2 separate regions of the Mus musculus genome follow, and region 2 is linked to region 1. The links are chromatin loops, found by intact Hi-C in ENCODE. Cell type or tissue: heart. All regions are shown on one strand.

Region 1 (8,000 bases):
CTGTCTGTCTGTTTGTCTCTCTCTCACACACACACATGCACACCCCCCCCGCCCCCACATATCTATCACTGTCATGCACATGAACACACATGCAGACACTCTCACATTCTACAGTGTAACTCACATATACCATCAACACACATGCCTTTCTCAAACATACTCTCATGCATGCACTCAAGGAGAACTACACACACACACACATAAAACACACACACACACACACACACACACACACACACACACACACACACACACACACCCATCCCCAGCTCTCACCTCGGATCCCAGGGTGCCTTCAGATCTGACCAAGTAATTATGTCTACGGGCTTCTGTTTTGCGGTTCCCTATTAAGACGCCTGGGCAGTTCGGAGTTTTCACATTTCCAAACCTCTGACTCTGCTCAACCACATGAGCTCTGCTCAGAGGGGCACTGGAGAACTGGGACTATTCTCCAGCACCATGGCTACCAGGTCTGTGCATCTATTCACGGACCTGGTACCCACCCCCCGGGGAGACTGAACAGGACTGGAAGCCCAGGCTTTACCAGGCTTCATTGGCTGGGGTGGACCCTGGCCATTGACAGATAGTTCCGTGGTGGTTGCATGGGGGCAAGGCTGAAGGTCACTGAATCAGAGCAAAGGGTCCATCCATGAGGTCCTTCCCTGGACTTCCTTTCCCTCTGAAGAGGCACTTTCATGAAGTGACGCTAGGCCCTCTGCCGTGTCACAGCGAATGGAACTTTCCCCATCCTGGCCTTTGAAGGGGAGGATAAGTCCACACACAGACCTGTGCATGAAGTGAGCAGAAGTTCAACGTGCCAGCAATTTCCCATGATGCCACTGGCCTAAAAACTTTCAACGGAAGCCTTATTTGCAGCCTAATGTGGTTTTAGAAACAGCAGTAGGCAGGCTGCTTCCATAGAGGAACCCCCCAAGGAAGACGAGGGAGCCTTCTGACTAGGAGTGAACTGGGTAACTAGGAGTTCCTACAGGTGGCCTGGGGTGCTTGCTGGATGTGTGAGCTAATCTCTGAGAAAGGAGAAAGAAGAGCATCGTTGGGATTTGCTGAGAAGGCACGTGTGTCTGAGGGTGCAGCTTCAAGGACATCAGTTAACCATGTTAAGCCCCAGCTTCATCCTCCATATGAAGTTCCTCCCAGCAGGTCCTCAAACAGACCTTAGTGACGAGACGGCAGATGGTAACTCTTCCCCTAAGGGAATAGCTGGGGACACGGTTTCATTCTTCATGTTGTATCGGTGTCCCCTTCAAAACAAGAACGGTATTCTTTTATCAAGCCGTGCTAACAAGCTAACCGGCGCCGTGATGTCTTACTATTAAAAAGCAGCTACCAACTTCAGTGGCTTAAAATAATGCAGATTTATTAGCATACAGTACCGGAGGTCAGAAGTCTGAAATGGGTCTCACTGGATTCAAATCAAGATGTTGGCAAGGCTTCCTCTGCGGAGCCTCTCAGGGAGAATCCATCTTTTTGACTTTTCCAGCTTCTAGAGGCTCCCTGCATTCCTTGGCCCACGGCCTCTCCCTTCATCAGAACTAGCAATTTGGCATCTTCAAATTTTTCTGTCTGTCACTCTCCTGCCTTCCTCCTGTACTTACAAAGCCCCTTGTGACTACATGGGGTCCACACAGATCATTCAGGAAAATGTCCCCATCTCAAGTCATAGACACCTCTGCAAGCCTTCTTTGCCAGGAAAGGTAGCAGCCACCACTCTATTATTAGCATGTGGACCTGCCCGGGGAGGCCTACTTTATCTGAGAGTATAGTGAAGTTAAAGGTTTCACTCTTCCAACTTTTGCTGCCAACTGTGGACGCTCACTGCTGCTTGCCCAGTAACAGATGTCGATAGAGGGCGAAAGAAAATATTCAACAAATAAACTTCACCAGGAGATTCACAGACTGCCAGTTGGGGAGTTTGGTCATTTCCCTCACAGAGACAGGAAGGTGTGAACCTGTTTACTTCTGGCTGTGATTTTATAGCTCCTGACACACCAAGGTTGTAGTTTTCGCTTGTAAAATCATGCCTAACACATTTGAGAGGTCTGATGGTCTCCGTGGCAACCTGCGGAGATGACTAATTTTGCAGGTAGTTTAATCTTTGGGGAGTCTACCGCCTGGGGATTAGAACCTGACTGAGGCTAGTCCTCCTCCGAGACAAGAGCAAGCAGGAAGAGAAGACTACCACGCACGTCAGTTCGGAATATGTGACTTTTTTTTGTACTTTTCCAACCAGTCAAGAACTCATATGTGGAGTTTGGACTGGAAACTGGAACTCAGTGGGAGGTCTGTGCGAGTGGAGGATGGGGTGTTCCAGGCTTTCACAACACAAAACAGGTGGTTTCAGCAGTGTTTTGGTGTGGAGGCAGAGGAGGGAAGAAGGGAGGGGTAAATACAGAGGGGGGAGGGGCTTCTGGGAGGATGGGACCCAACCTCCCAGATCTGCTCTGAACTATACAGAGTAAGAGATGAGACTGTGAACCTTCCTGGGTGTTGCTGGGGACAGCATAGGACTGTCCAGAGGCCCAGGTAGGAACCCAGAAGCTGGTCTGGCAAAGGCTTTTCTGTACGGGAAAACCAAAGTATAGCTCAGAGTCCTTAGAATGAGAGACATAAAGAAATGGAAGTCTAGCCAAGCAGGAACTTCCCCCAAAGAAGACTCGAGAGCCCAGTGGTAAATCTTTCCTCTTTCCGAGCTGTGATGTGGAGTCCAGCTACAGGCAGGACCAGCCCAGCCTGTGACAGGCTTTAATTATTTTAGCGTAAGAAATGTGTGCTTTGTAAACATACCAGATGTCTTTCTTTTGTTTATTTTAATTTTTTGTTTGTTTTATTTTTGTTGTCACGGATGTTGTTGTTTTAGTAGAACTTTAAGGATGGGGGGGGGGGGACAGGGTCCTTACCCTTGTTTGGGAAGGTCCAGCTGGAGAATCAGAGAATCTTTTTCCAGCTCAAGACCCTGGGGAGGTAAATCATGAAAGTGTGATAAATCAGGACCCCAGAAGTGGCTGCTCTGGGATTCCCTGGGGGGCTCTTAGTAACCTCCTCAACACATTGCATGGATGGGGGAGGCAATGGGATTGTGGAGGATAGAAAGGAAAGCACCAGGGGCTGGAGAGGTGGCTCAGCGGTTAAGAGCACTGGCTGCTCTTCCAGAGGTCCTGAGTTCAATTCCCAGCAACCACATGGTGGCTCAGGACCATCTGTAATGAGATCTGATGCCCTCTTCTGGTGTGTCTGAAGACAGCTACAGTGTACTCATAAAGAAATAATTCTAAAAACGGAAAGAAAGAAAGAGAGAGAGAGAGAGAGAGAGAGAGAGAGAGAGAGAGAGAGAGAGAGAGAGAGAGAGAGAGAGAAGCATCCCCTGTTAGGCATCAAAATGAACAAGTGATCAGAGCCCCACCTTTTCTCACAAGCCCAACAACCTCCTTACAGAGCTTCCTGGACAACAGGAAGTTGTTCATGGCTCGTCCACCCAATGCTGTTGCTGATCATTCCCTCTTTTCCACGAAGAGCACAACACATCTAAGCCTGCAGTCTTTGCAGCAGAACTGCCTGGCATCAATTAGCACCAACTTCTGGCGAATGGCAATCCTTAAACAAGCATGGAGATGTTCGCAGTGTGAGTATTTAACACGATCTATAAATGAGCACCCATGACTTGGCCCCACAAGGCAACCAGACTCAGGCAAATTGTGACCCTGTGACCCAGGGATAAGCCCGTGACCAGAATCAAGTCCAAGGGTCCAACTCCCCTCATCTTCATCAAGCTTTTCAGCCAACCACACAAAAACAGATTTCCCAGGGCTGACAACAGACGGATTAAGCCCAACTGCTCTTGTTCTAAGATGTCTTCAAAAACAAACAAACAAACAAACAAACAAACAAACAAACCAACCAAAGCCCACAACTTCCCTGTTCACAGTGGGGGAGAAGCTGTGGGTGTGGAAGCAGAGGGGGTGGGTAATTTATTCAGGAGCTGGGAAGCTGAGAAACAGATTTGAAGACAAATAACTTCAAAGCCCTCAAGAGAACGTCCATAAAACATAAGCCAGCCAGCCAGCCAGCGAGTGAGTCAAGCCCACTTGGAGTTTCTAGGGAGGAACGTTTACCAGCACCACGAATAATTTTTCATCTGTCACGAGATCCTGAACCAGCAGAAACCTGGATGACCACAGGGAAATGAGTCTCCATCTGCTCTTGGTTTCCCAAGCCATATTCGTCAGGGGCGCAGCAAAAGTCAGGAAGCCTACCCTCTTCAAGCACATTCGATTTTCACCTTGTTTGACAAACGGAGGATAGTATATTTTTTTGGCAGCTGAAATCCAGAAAGGCCACGCACCCACACTCGACCAGATGCGGAAGTCCTTTATAGGCAGTAACCTGAAACACATTCTTGTGCCTGGCCCTGCCAAAGGGCAGCCAGGCTGGTTCACCTGGGACGAAACTATGCCCTTGTCCATCTCCTAACTCCATACTGTAGATCCGCTGTCCTTCCACCGTAATCACGTGACTGCCCAGAAAGCCAGCCAGGTCCTTGGTCAACTGCCTTAGATGGCCAGCTCTGGAGGACCTTTCTCCTGTCAGAGCCCACAGGGTCTCCGTACCTCGGCGTCACCCAATCGACAGTTTTTCTGCTCGGTGCCCCCCCGGCCCCTGCCCCCCCTGCACTAACTCAAGTGTCTCCCATCGGGTCTGCGGCGGCGGCAGCGCTGGTCCTAAGTGACCGAGAGACCCACGCGGTTTTCCCTGAATGGCCACGAGGGGGCAGGAAAGAGGCTCGAGGCCGCAGGTCAACCCAGCTCCTGGTGGCGCAGAGGCGCGGAGCAGGGACAGAGCTGGCAGCCAGGAGGCGGCGGGGGCCCCCAGGAGTCCCGGGAGGACAGTGAAGAGACGCAGCTGGGTCCGCACCGACGCCGCCGCTCTGCGACTGGTCCGAATCCCTGGGTTCTGCTGGCGCGGCGACTCGAAACCGGGAGTCCTGCAAGTGGTCGCCAGGGAGCTCCTGGCTCTCTGAGCCGGGAGGTCCCTTCATCCCTCACACGGACATTTCATCCTGGGAAGAAAGGTGTCCATTTCTTCCCGCCTTCCCTTCTGCCTCTGAAACCTCCCTGCCCCGAAACTGGAGACCACTGTTACCCTTCCACCCGCCACCCCAACCCCACTATATATTTGCATACGCGGAGTGCAGAGTTGCTGAAATTAGCCCATTAGACTTTTGTGACTCAGGAGCCAGCTTTTGATATATGATTCACATTGGCTCCCTCAGCTACCAGTTTCCACAGGTTTCTGTCACCTCGCCCCAAGAAGATACCGTTCAACCGGTTCTCCTCTCTTTGCCAAGCTTTGTCCCTTTTTCTTCTCCCGGATTCGAATGCGTTCTGAATCCTTGGAACTGGAGCTAAACAATGGTTCTGGCTCAGCAGGGTCAACATAGATTTAAAAACAGACTGATCAAAGTTCAGTGGGATATTTGTGTGCTTTTGAGCGGACATTTAATTCTTTGATTAAAAATATTTTCCAGTTTTCTCTTTTAAGGAAAAAGAAAACTCTTGGCTTTAAAAATATTTGCAGTGCTTTGTTTCCTTGGTGATAATTATTTTGGAATATCTAATAAGATATATAAAAATGATAATGTAAAATTTTATTGTTTTTTTCAAAACAGACCTGGCTCAAAGAGACTAGGGAACTATTCTGATGCTAATAAGCAATCGAGTAAGAATATGATTTTAAAAGCCTTAACAGCAAAACCAAAGAAAGCCTGCTTTCCTCCTCTGGGCCTAGCTATCTGATGTTGTGTCTCAGTGGAAGGGAGCAGGTGGGCCCCTCCCAGAGCTCGGCTTGTCTGGGGCTACAGCCCCCCGCCCCCCCCCCCAGCCGGCCTCGGCTTCAGGCTCCACTCTCTCCCACCCCTTCCAGGAGGAAGCTAGTCCAACCTGACAGAGAGCAATGATCTCAGTGTACCAGCATGCAAACGAGGGACAGCGAGGCTCCTTCATGACACTGTGGCCCAGGGCTCCTAATATCTGCGCCAGTGGTTTGCTCCTTTTATGTCAGGATCTTCGGTTACTCAGTGTCTAGTTCTCCAGCAGGGCAGTGGCCCAGGCGGTCGGATTTTCCACTCGCTCTTCTGCTGGCTTTCTACCTCCACCCCTTGGAAATTCGGGCGATTTGCTTGCATCTCCAGCAGAGGGTAGGCAGGAGAAAGAAAAAAAGCTGCGGTTCTGAGTTGACTGTTCCAGGGTTGGTGGGAAAAGAGCCGCGCTGTTGGCTAAAATGAGATTTGGGGATTATCAGTGGATTTAATCTGGTCTCACATTTACCATCTCTGCAAATAATTAGAGATTACTAGTCACATTCAGAAGTTGCATTAACCTCAAAGAATTCACAGAAAATCTAAATAGGCTTAAATCCCATCCCGGGATCCAGAATGTGAAGTGCAAGCTACCGTTCCAGATAATTAACATTTTAGGCTCTCCCCTCCCACGGGGGCGGAGCTACAACGACACCTAGGTGTGTGAATAGACTTGAAATACAGTATGAAGGAGAGAATAGCCCAATAGGAAGAGGACCAGCCGTGCAACACTGCTTCCTTCTCTAGTCTCCAAGAGACTATTCTGATTCGGGAGGTGTTGAGAAGAGCTTTGTTTTTAGCATGTGTTGGAGGCCACCAGGCAGCGGTTGATTCGCAGGGCAATACCCACTCTGCTCCTGAAGATCATACTGGACATAGAGGCCTCCTGTGGGGACAGGGAAGGGGATTACAGAGAACTTTAGTCCAGAGCCCTGGTGAGAGAGCACCCTTACATTGGCAGTCAAGTGAGAATGCTGTTGGTCCTACAAAGTTCGTGAGAACTGAATGTGCTGGTGTCGCTGTGGTGGTTAACGTTTTCGGAGACGTTTCATAACCGTTCTTTGCTTGATCTCCATGGTAACTATGAGGTAGGAGAGGAGCTCTGACGAGGAAAGACCCAAAAACTAAGAATAGAGCAGAATTGGAATCTCAGCCTTCACCTGGCATCCGATTTTATAATACTCTAGCTTCTTATTTGGCTACATTTTCATCCTTGCTGTATGTGTTTTTTTTTGTTTTTTGTTTTTTTAAATGGCCACTACACTAAAATGAACTCACTTCTATTTGCTTAATTACATCGATTCTACTCCCGAGACAGACATCAGGGCTACATAAACATTGTCTCTCCTTTGGAATGCAAGCCCACTCCTTCGCTTCTTCCCACTGACTGCGTTTCTCCACCTTCATAATCAGCAGAGCAGCTCCTAAGTGACTGATGACATGCCATCCAGAAGCCACTTCATTCCCCAGGGCTTCCTTTCTGTGCCTGGAATTTGAGTGGGGACTGGGATTCTCCAAAGAAAATGAGCAAGCTCACCCAAGAATCCCCAGGCTCCAATAAAATGTTTAGTGTGTAATAACTTCAAATTGTTATATCCATTCATATTTTTAGAAAGATTTTAAAAAATACTCTGACATACCTCACAAGCTGATAGTCTGATCCATGCTCAAAAAAAAAAAAATCAGAACCAATCAACACCATTCATACAGTTGTGGTAGAGACCTCCAAAAGTGTTTCCTTCAACCTCTGCCAGCCTGGAGGTGGGGGTAAGGAATGGTAATATTATTATATAAATATCTGCACTGAGTTCTTGGAGAGAATTGCATGATGACCATATATGGTAAAAGGTACATCCCCACCCCCACTCCCCCAAGATGCTGCTATTGGAATATGTTAAAATGCATATGTCTCCGTTCTGTTCCCGAGAAGCTGGTGTGCAGATGTGAGGGGCCGGGCTTGTGGAAGCGCTGCTGTCTACAGCTTACATGTTGTCTACCAGGCCCCCAGAATGTTTTTTAAAAGGCACTGTGCAGAATGAGGCCCGGACCTTCTTTGACGTAATTGTCTTTCTTTGGAGAGACATCTTGAAGGAAAAGATGAAGATTTGAAAAGGGGATTAATCTCCTC
Region 2 (8,000 bases), 270 kb after region 1:
AACTAAGGCCTCTCAGCCAGCAAAGTATAACACTGTAGAAGACAAAGCAAATTCTGTCATGGATTGATGGGAGAATGGTAAGTGGTACTGTCCATCCCCCCACCCACCTTGGTTTCTGGACAGGTTAGGTATCCTGAAGGACTGTCGATGGATAGAACAGAGCCAAGGTTTCATGAAGGAAGCAGATCCTGCTGTTCTTGCCTGTGAGGTCCTGAGGAGGATGTGTAAAACTGACCACTCGCCGACTACAGGAGACTCCGTCGAATGCTCCTGAATTCCTCCAACAGCCGTCCTCCTGGCTGCAGATATTTCTGTCTCTCCAGAAGAAATCTGCAAGAGTCTTGTTGATGACTTAGGTGTGAGCTGGAAGAGAAGGTGTTGCTGTGTGAAAATGGGCCCCAAATGACTTATTTCCTTGCATACTTGATTTCAATGGACAATTTGTACACATCTGTCCCCCACAATTAGCAAGCAGGACTGCTGGGTAGGGGCTGATAGTATATTGGCGGCGAGGAAGCTCACCCCCGCTCCATCATAAGCAAGCATCAAATGCCCATCCAGTAGACACGTTTTCCCTGTCTAGAGTCAGAGGTCAGGCCACTGGACCAGCCAGTACTTGCAGTGCTGCCATGAAGTCTGGGCTCATTTTCTTTGAATGCATTTTACGATACTGTACAGTGAGATCTATCTTACAAGGCCCTGTGGGGGCCGGGCAGTGGTGGCACACGCCTTTAATCCCAGCACTTGGGAGGCAGAGGCAGGCTGATTTCTGAGTTGGAGGCCAGCCTGGTCTACAGAGTGAGTTCCAGGTCAGCCAGGGCTACACAAAGAATCACTGTCTCGAAGAAATGAACAAACAAACAAACAAACAAACAAACAAACAAGGCCTTGTGGGTTCCACCCATGGAAAAATATATTTCTTCTCTGGACTTTAAGTCTAAGTAGGAAGGAGAACTAGGAAGAGGAAAGAACATACCATCCATCCAGGCCATGGACTGACTGTTCCTCTGTATCAGGCCAAGATGTGTGTCTCCTCAGGAATGCCCAGGTACCCCCAGGTTTCTTTTCTCTATGGGTACATACTATGTATGTGGGCTAAAGCACTCCTGTTGTATGAAGGTGTGTCTCTGTATATTCTATTGTTAATACCCTCCGAGAGCTAAATACGGGCAGGATTTTGGTATTGTTACTTTATGGCCCATCACTGTTCTCAGTATTTTGTTAAATATTGTTCTTCCTCATCTGCCTAAGGTAATCTAGAATTGTATCTGACTGGCTGTAATAAAGATCTGACAGCTAGGGCTGGAGAGATGGCTCAGTGGTTAAGAGCAATGACTGCTCTTCCAGAGGTCCTGAGTTCAAGTCCCAGCAACCACATGGTGGCTCACTACCATCTGTCATGAGATCTGATGCCTTCTTCTGGTCTGTCCAAAGCTAGTGACCATGTACTCACATACATGAAATAAAGAAATCTAAAAAAAAAATCTGACAGCCAATAGCTGGGTAGGAAGTGTAAGGCAGAACTTCCCAGCAGAGAGAGAGAGAGAGAGAGAGAGAGAGAGAGAGAGAGAGGAGGGAGATTCACTAGAGGCAGGGGTCAGTGGGTTGACCAGAGTGAAGCAGAGGTAGAGCCAATCCAGTCAGGTTTAGAGGAGTTGGGAGACTGCCCAGCAAAAGGCCTAAGCTTTAACATACTAATTTTTTTTTAGTATTTTAAAATTTAACTTTTAAAATATTGAAAAGCCTACGTGCCATTATTTATATCACTGGTGGGTCCAAGATGGTCCTACTATACACTACCTGTCAACAAATGGAGAATTTGGAGAGAGGAAAAAAAACAAACAAAAACAAGAAAAAAACAATATTTCTGTGGCAAAAAGGTGAAAGAGATGTAAAAAGCAAGATTTTCCGAGACTTGGCAAGCTAACGTATAGATATCCACGTGGGAGAGACAGATACTGGAAGGAGAACACAAAGAAGTTTAATGGATGGTATGCCCATTGTGGTTCTCTGACAACTAGCACAGGAACCTGCCTGAGAGATGCCTCAGGAGAAATGCCCTTGTCACATCACCTTATGACCTCAGCTCAATCTGTGGGACCCATAGTGAAAGTAATTCAATTCCCAATAATTGTCTTCTGTCCTTTACACACACACACACACACACATGCACACACGCACATTCATCTTCAGTCATTTCTCAAAACTTCTTGTGGGTCATAATTCCCCTTAAGAATTAAGCCTGAGCTGGGCAGTGGTAGCACATGCCTTTAATCCCAGCACTCAGGAGGCAGAGGCAGGTGGATTTCTGAGTTCGAGGCCAGCCTGGTCTACAGAGTGAGTTCCAGGACAGCCAGGCTATACAGAGAAACCCTGTCTCAAAAAAAAGAAGAAGAAGCAACCTGATGTCAAGTAAATACCTGGTTCTTGCTGAAGCCAATTCAAGTTCCAGTCAGAGATGAAAATGACCATATATTTTGTTTAGACATGTCCTATGAATCAAGGAGAGCAATCATGTTTTTTTTTTTTCTCGAATTCTGTTGACAATGCTAAGTAAGCAGCTCTTGCATTGTTCTATATGAGCAGTAAAGGGTGGGAGGCAAGCCTTTACACTTGCTGTAGACAGCCGGAGCAAGTGGGAAATGGTAGTCCTGAAGACAGACCGCAAATGGTAACTTCTAGAGGAAAAGTAAAACAATAACAAAGTCCTTCGATTGTTTTTTAAAAGGCTGGTATATAAATATTAGCAAAATCTGAAGTCCTGGTGCAGCAAGGGTCAAAATAAACATCGTCTTCCTTACAGTTTGGTGATTTTCAAAATCATACAAGTCTTCTATACCATGACAGAATAGGGGAAAAGAAACTAAGTCATATTTCTTGAATATAGGCCTAAAAGATGAGACAGGTATCAGTTACATATTGTAGAGTTTTATGTAAAAATTCAGAAAATATCATGATTAGGAAGTTTCACATACTTTCAGTGTAATATGAAGAGTAAAATATTCTACAGATAAACATTTCTTTAAAAAGAACTAGTTAGCCGGGCGTGGTGGTGCATGCCTTTAATCCCAGCACTTGGGAGGCAGAGGCAGGGGGATTTCTGAGTTCGAGGCCAGCCTGGTCTAAAGAGTGAGTTCCAGGACAGCCAGGGCTATACAGAGAAACCCTGTCTGGAAAAACAACAACAAAAAAAAAAAAAAAAAAAAAACAAAAACAAAAAGAACTAGTTTTACCTTTTATCCATCATATGTAACACAGTCATGTTTTATATATTTTCTGTAGCACTGAATTCTGTTGCCTCATCTCAGTTATTTGGAGAATGGTTAGGTACTTCATAGGGTAGACAACAAGCATGGTTTTCTGAGACAAACTTACTTGTTCGGATAAAAGAAACATTGTTGTTGTTTCAAGAAAAAGAACTTGTTACAATTTTCTACATAGCAACGTAGTTGTCTCTCCCGATTTTTTAAATGACTCATCGCTGTTGCAAGAAACTCTTGTGTAAAAAGGTTTCCAAGGGGAAAAAAAATTGATTTTAGCTAGAGTATTCATTTCGGCAACTTTTCTGGATAAATTGTATTCTCTAAAAATTCTAACACAACTTTCTCTTTGGAATATTCAAAAACATTTCGTAGCTAAGATTGGAAAAAGGCTTAAGCACACAGAATTTTCACTTAACCTCTTTTTCTTTTTCGTTTTTTAATCTTCATATAGGGATTTTCTAAGGTTATCTTAAAATTTGTCTGGGAATGGTGCTAGACGACTATAATCCCAGCATTGGACAGAGGGGCTCTGAGGCCGGAGAATAGCTGTGTGCTTCAGACTAGCCAGGATTACTTATCGAGACACTTTTTAAAACAACCATCAAATTATGCAACAACAACAAAAAACAAAAACAAAAAAACAAAAAAACGACAACCACAATTCGTGCTGGAGTTCGGCAAACTTTAACTCACAGCCACGTTTTTACCCCCAAGCACGCAGGCTCAAATTCATCTTGGAAGAATTCAAGGTAAAGTTTGCTCCATCGTGAATGCTTCATGGTCGAATCCATGACGATTCGAGATCAGGGAGTCGATGGTAGAGGTGTAGAAGGGTTAAGAGGTTACAAATCTTGTTACCCTGTTTCAACCTTGAATAAACCGAATTGCTGAAGGGTGGAGATCTGGAAAGCATTCCGAACATGCTTTCTAGACATTCTGAGTCGCGATTTCTACATCACCCAAGTCACTTAATTTTGGAAAGCAACATTAGCCTGGCTGATTTCGATAGTTTTTTATTTACACCCGGCATTGAGCAGACACTGCAGCCTACTGGACAAAGCTGGACGCCCTACGGGGTGGCCACAGGGCAGACTGATTTAACCACAGCTCTACAGGGAGCCTCACTGTCCGATCTATCCGCGGCCTTTCCCAGGACCGCGGACGGCGACCGCGGGTCCCAGCTCTCCGGTGCTGCTCCCGGCCCGCCGCTGGACGAAAGGAAAGAAACAGCCGCGGACCGGCCCCCGGCTGCGCATGCGCGGCGACGCCAACTCCGCTTCCTGAATTCTGGAGGAAGTGGCGTCGCGTTACTTCCGGCCTCCCTCTAGCTGCCATCTTGCGTCCCCGCGTGTGTGCGCCTTCTCTCAGCTGGTCTGCCCGAGACCCCCTGAGCGTGAACCTTAGTTCCCCGCGCGGCGCCATTTCCACTCCGACAAGGTACAGAAAAAAGGCCGTGGACGCCGGCGTGGGAGGAGACCGGGAGTTGGGGGTGGGGCGGGCGTTTCCCGGCAGGAGCGAGGCAGGGAGGGGACGGACGGAGCTGAGGAAAGCGATGCGACGGACGGGCGCTCCCACCCAGGCGGACTCTCGGGGGCGAGGGCGAGCCAGGGGCGGCTGGCCCGGGGCCGAAGCGACGCCCTCTCTCCCTCTCGGCGGAAGCCGAGGACGGGAGTCTCAGGTACCGCGAGGCCTGCGGAGAGTGGCCGGGCCGGGCAGGCCGTGGCGAGGCCTCGGCCCAGGCCGGGCAGGGCGGCGGGGAGCGGGGGATGCTCGGTCGCCGTGGGGCTGAGCCCGAGGCCGGGCCGGGCCGGGCGGGGGAGGGGCGAGGGGCCCTGTGCGCCCCGGCGAGCCTGGAGGGGTGAATTGGGGATCCAGGCCTCAGCCCGAGGGGGACGACGTTCTCCTGCGAGTGTAGCGGGAAATAACGAGCGTGGAATGCTGGAGGGGGGGCCCGGCCGTTCTTGTTCTTGGCTGAGGATTTTTTTTTTTCCTCTCTCTTTGTAGATGAAAGAAACAATCATGAACCAGGAGAAACTCGCCAAACTGCAGGCACAAGTGCGCATTGGTGGGAAAGTAAGTTTCTTTTTTTTTTTTCCTCCTTTCTTTTTCTCTCCTCTCTCTCTTCCAAAGTTCCGTTTGCATTTCTCACGTTGTTGGGTTTTTTGTTTTTTGTTTTTTTTGTTGTTGTTGTTGTTGTTTTTGGTTTGGTTGGTTGGTTTTTTGGGTTTTTTTTGTCACTTTGCTTGGCAGGGGACATTTCGCAAAGCTAGCAAATCCAAGGGAAATGAGACCAATACTAAGAGACAAGGAGGAGATAGATAGATAGATAGATAGTAGGGGTGAGGTCGGTCATCGAGTAGAGAAGAAAATAGCACTTAAAAACGGTGCCTTGCTTGCAAGAGGTTCAGGATTATGGCGCATATAAACAAATGTTACTGGATTTTATGAATGGGGGGGAAAGTATGTTCTCTGCCAAATCTTTGTGTACCGTGTACCCTTGACTTGTACAATGTTGGGGGTGGTTATTTTGTTACCTTTGAGTTGTCCTGAGATCCAACACATGTTTTGGTACATGCTAGAGGACCTCTCAACTCCCAAACTGCATTCCCACCCCATTTTTTTTAAAAGTAAGTTAACTGAAAGTATTGGCTTTTCCTGTTCTACTTAATGATTAGGTAATTTTATTATTATTATTATTATTATGAAGATCTTCTGCTCTTCTGCATTGCTTTCTGAACTAAATGCTCAACAGACTAATTGTCTTTTTTAGGGTATTTGAGGATACCTTCCTATTTAAATTCGTGAACAGTGTTAGGTTGGGAAATCCTACCTTAGCACATGTCTTTTGTTCCTCAACCTTTGTAATTATGCTACAGTGAGAGAATGCAAATGTGTTGGCAGGTTGGTTTCTCCAAGTGGATTCTGCTCTGAAAGAATTGAACTTGGTGTTGGTGCTGGGTCCACTCCAGATGAAGAGCTCCTTAGTTTCAAGTATCGAGTTAGCACATTCCTGGTGTTTAACAGGTTGAAGCATGGAGTCTCCGAGAAACCTGTGGAGCTTCCATAGTACAAGTTTATTACCTATTAAATTGTTCTAACTTTAACTTTTACTGAAGGTAAATCTTCAGTAGTCTTCTGAGAGATAAGGAAATGTGGAACGTAACATAACATAAGTTAGGAGAGTTGGCACCAGCAGTAAGCATCCTGTTTGCCTTTGCTGGCAATTGTAGTCTTCAGTTTGCACTCAGGACATTAACCTTAGATGCTTCTCGACCTTTTAATTTTAAGGCAGAAGCCTTCAGGTGCTAGGAAAAAGCTGGGCTTGTTTTCTTTCTTTTTAGTTTCTGGAGTGATGTGCTTGTGTGCAAGGTTGTTCCTCTTTAATTACTGGGTTTTATGTTTTAGCATCATCAATACATGGAAAATGAAAGCCTTCCAAGTCAGTCTCATAGGGATACTTTGTATCTAGTCTTTGTTAAGCTAAGACAATGTTTCCAGTTATAATATGGGAACATTTTTTCTGTACCTTTTAAGAAACTTTACTTATAGAATGAGTGAATGTAGCCTTAGAGAAAAGTAGTGTAAGATTCACATGCTGTTAGGTGAATATTATTCAAGACCCTTTTCAGTGTCTAATGGAAAAACTGACAATCTTTTAAGTTCTACATTTGTGAAATGTGTGAGATCTATAAGTGGTAGTCTGTATTTTATAATCTAAAATTTTCCTGGTTCTTATTGTTGTAAAAGTTTGTTTATAGTCTACATAAAGTTGGAAGTAACATAGCATGTCATGCATTTAGTGCAGAGTTGAGGAAAGACAGATTGGACGATGACTTGATAGGATTTTAAAATATGACTAACAATAAAATCTAGAAAAAATGGAGATGTTTGTGAAGTCCTTTTGTTGAGTGATTGAGAAGAGCCCTTTTCGAGGGGAGAAGAAATTTGCTGGGGAGGGGGGTGAGCAATGCAGGGAAGAGGGAGAGAGTTGAGAAAGGTCTAGTTGACTTACGAGAGCTCTGTGGGTTAAGAACTTTCTACTCTTGGCTATAATAGATATTTGTATACAGATTCATGAGTTGTTTGTATACTGTCTCATCTGTGAATATTAAGCTATTGATTTTTCTTTGAAAACAAGAGGTAAAGATGAGGCTTAGCTTAGGTTGAAACATGGCCTAAAAAGACTTAAAATGTCAGGGCTTGTGAAAGACTTTTTTGCACGTGGCAAACTGGTGCTTATGAAGAATTCCTATGTCATTCCTTACTTCCATCTTAGCCTGTCTTTTGAACTTCTTAGTTTGTGGGTTTGATAACTACCGTTAGTCTTTATTATGTATTTGTTTTTACTTGAAACCAGGTCTCAGTTGTTTTGCTCTGGTTTGCCTAGAACTCAGTAAGGTTAGCCAGGCTGACTTCATATTCAGAGATCCATCAGAGTGTGCCACCTTGTTACATCTGATTAACTGTCTTATACGGAAGCAAAGGTCTGAAAAGAATTGGAGAAGATCTGCTGCTGTGTCAATGTGTCGTTTCCCCTCTTGCTCCCATAGGGAACTGCTCGTAGGAAGAAGAAGGTGGTTCACAGAACGGCCACAGCAGACGATAAGAAACTGCAGTTCTCCTTAAAGAAGTTAGGGGTGAACAACATCTCTGGTATTGAAGAGGTACGTGCCAAAACGTGGTGTGACTGCAAAGTTTAATGGTCATGTATTAAGTAATTGTCGTGGCTCTGCTGTT

Evidence for each region. Peaks named below come from ENCODE experiments on the same cell type or tissue, not always from the same donor. Only the 100,000 strongest peaks of a DNase experiment are listed, where the experiment ranks them.
Region 2: a loop joins it to region 1, with 8 times the contacts of the local background. A loop is called at or near these places in 2 of 42 quality-filtered maps.

What each region holds. Positions count from the first base shown.
Region 1 is chr13:98,585,927-98,593,926 of GRCm38, reverse strand. No RefSeq gene overlaps it. Among named protein-coding and RNA genes, the nearest start is that of Gm41033, 15 kb to the right of the region's middle. In heart, CTCF peaks have their summits at 4,597, 4,800 (motif pointing right) and 6,234 (motif pointing right); a DNase peak (open chromatin) is centred at 4,796; H3K4me3 peaks cover 2,719 bases; H3K27ac peaks cover 1,367 bases; H3K27me3 peaks cover 1,339 bases.
Region 2 is chr13:98,313,566-98,321,565 of GRCm38, reverse strand. Btf3 (basic transcription factor 3) reads left to right here and starts at 4,599. Exons shown (of 6, transcript NM_145455.3): 1 at 4,599-4,941; 2 at 5,268-5,336; 3 at 7,814-7,927. The coding sequence starts at 4,816. Gm9828 (predicted gene 9828) reads right to left here and starts at 4,450. Exons shown (of 4, transcript NR_137279.1): 1 at 3,957-4,450; 2 at 2,421-2,492; 3 at 108-363. In heart, CTCF peaks have their summits at 4,332 and 4,535; a DNase peak (open chromatin) is centred at 4,565; H3K4me3 peaks cover 3,041 bases; H3K27ac peaks cover 1,772 bases.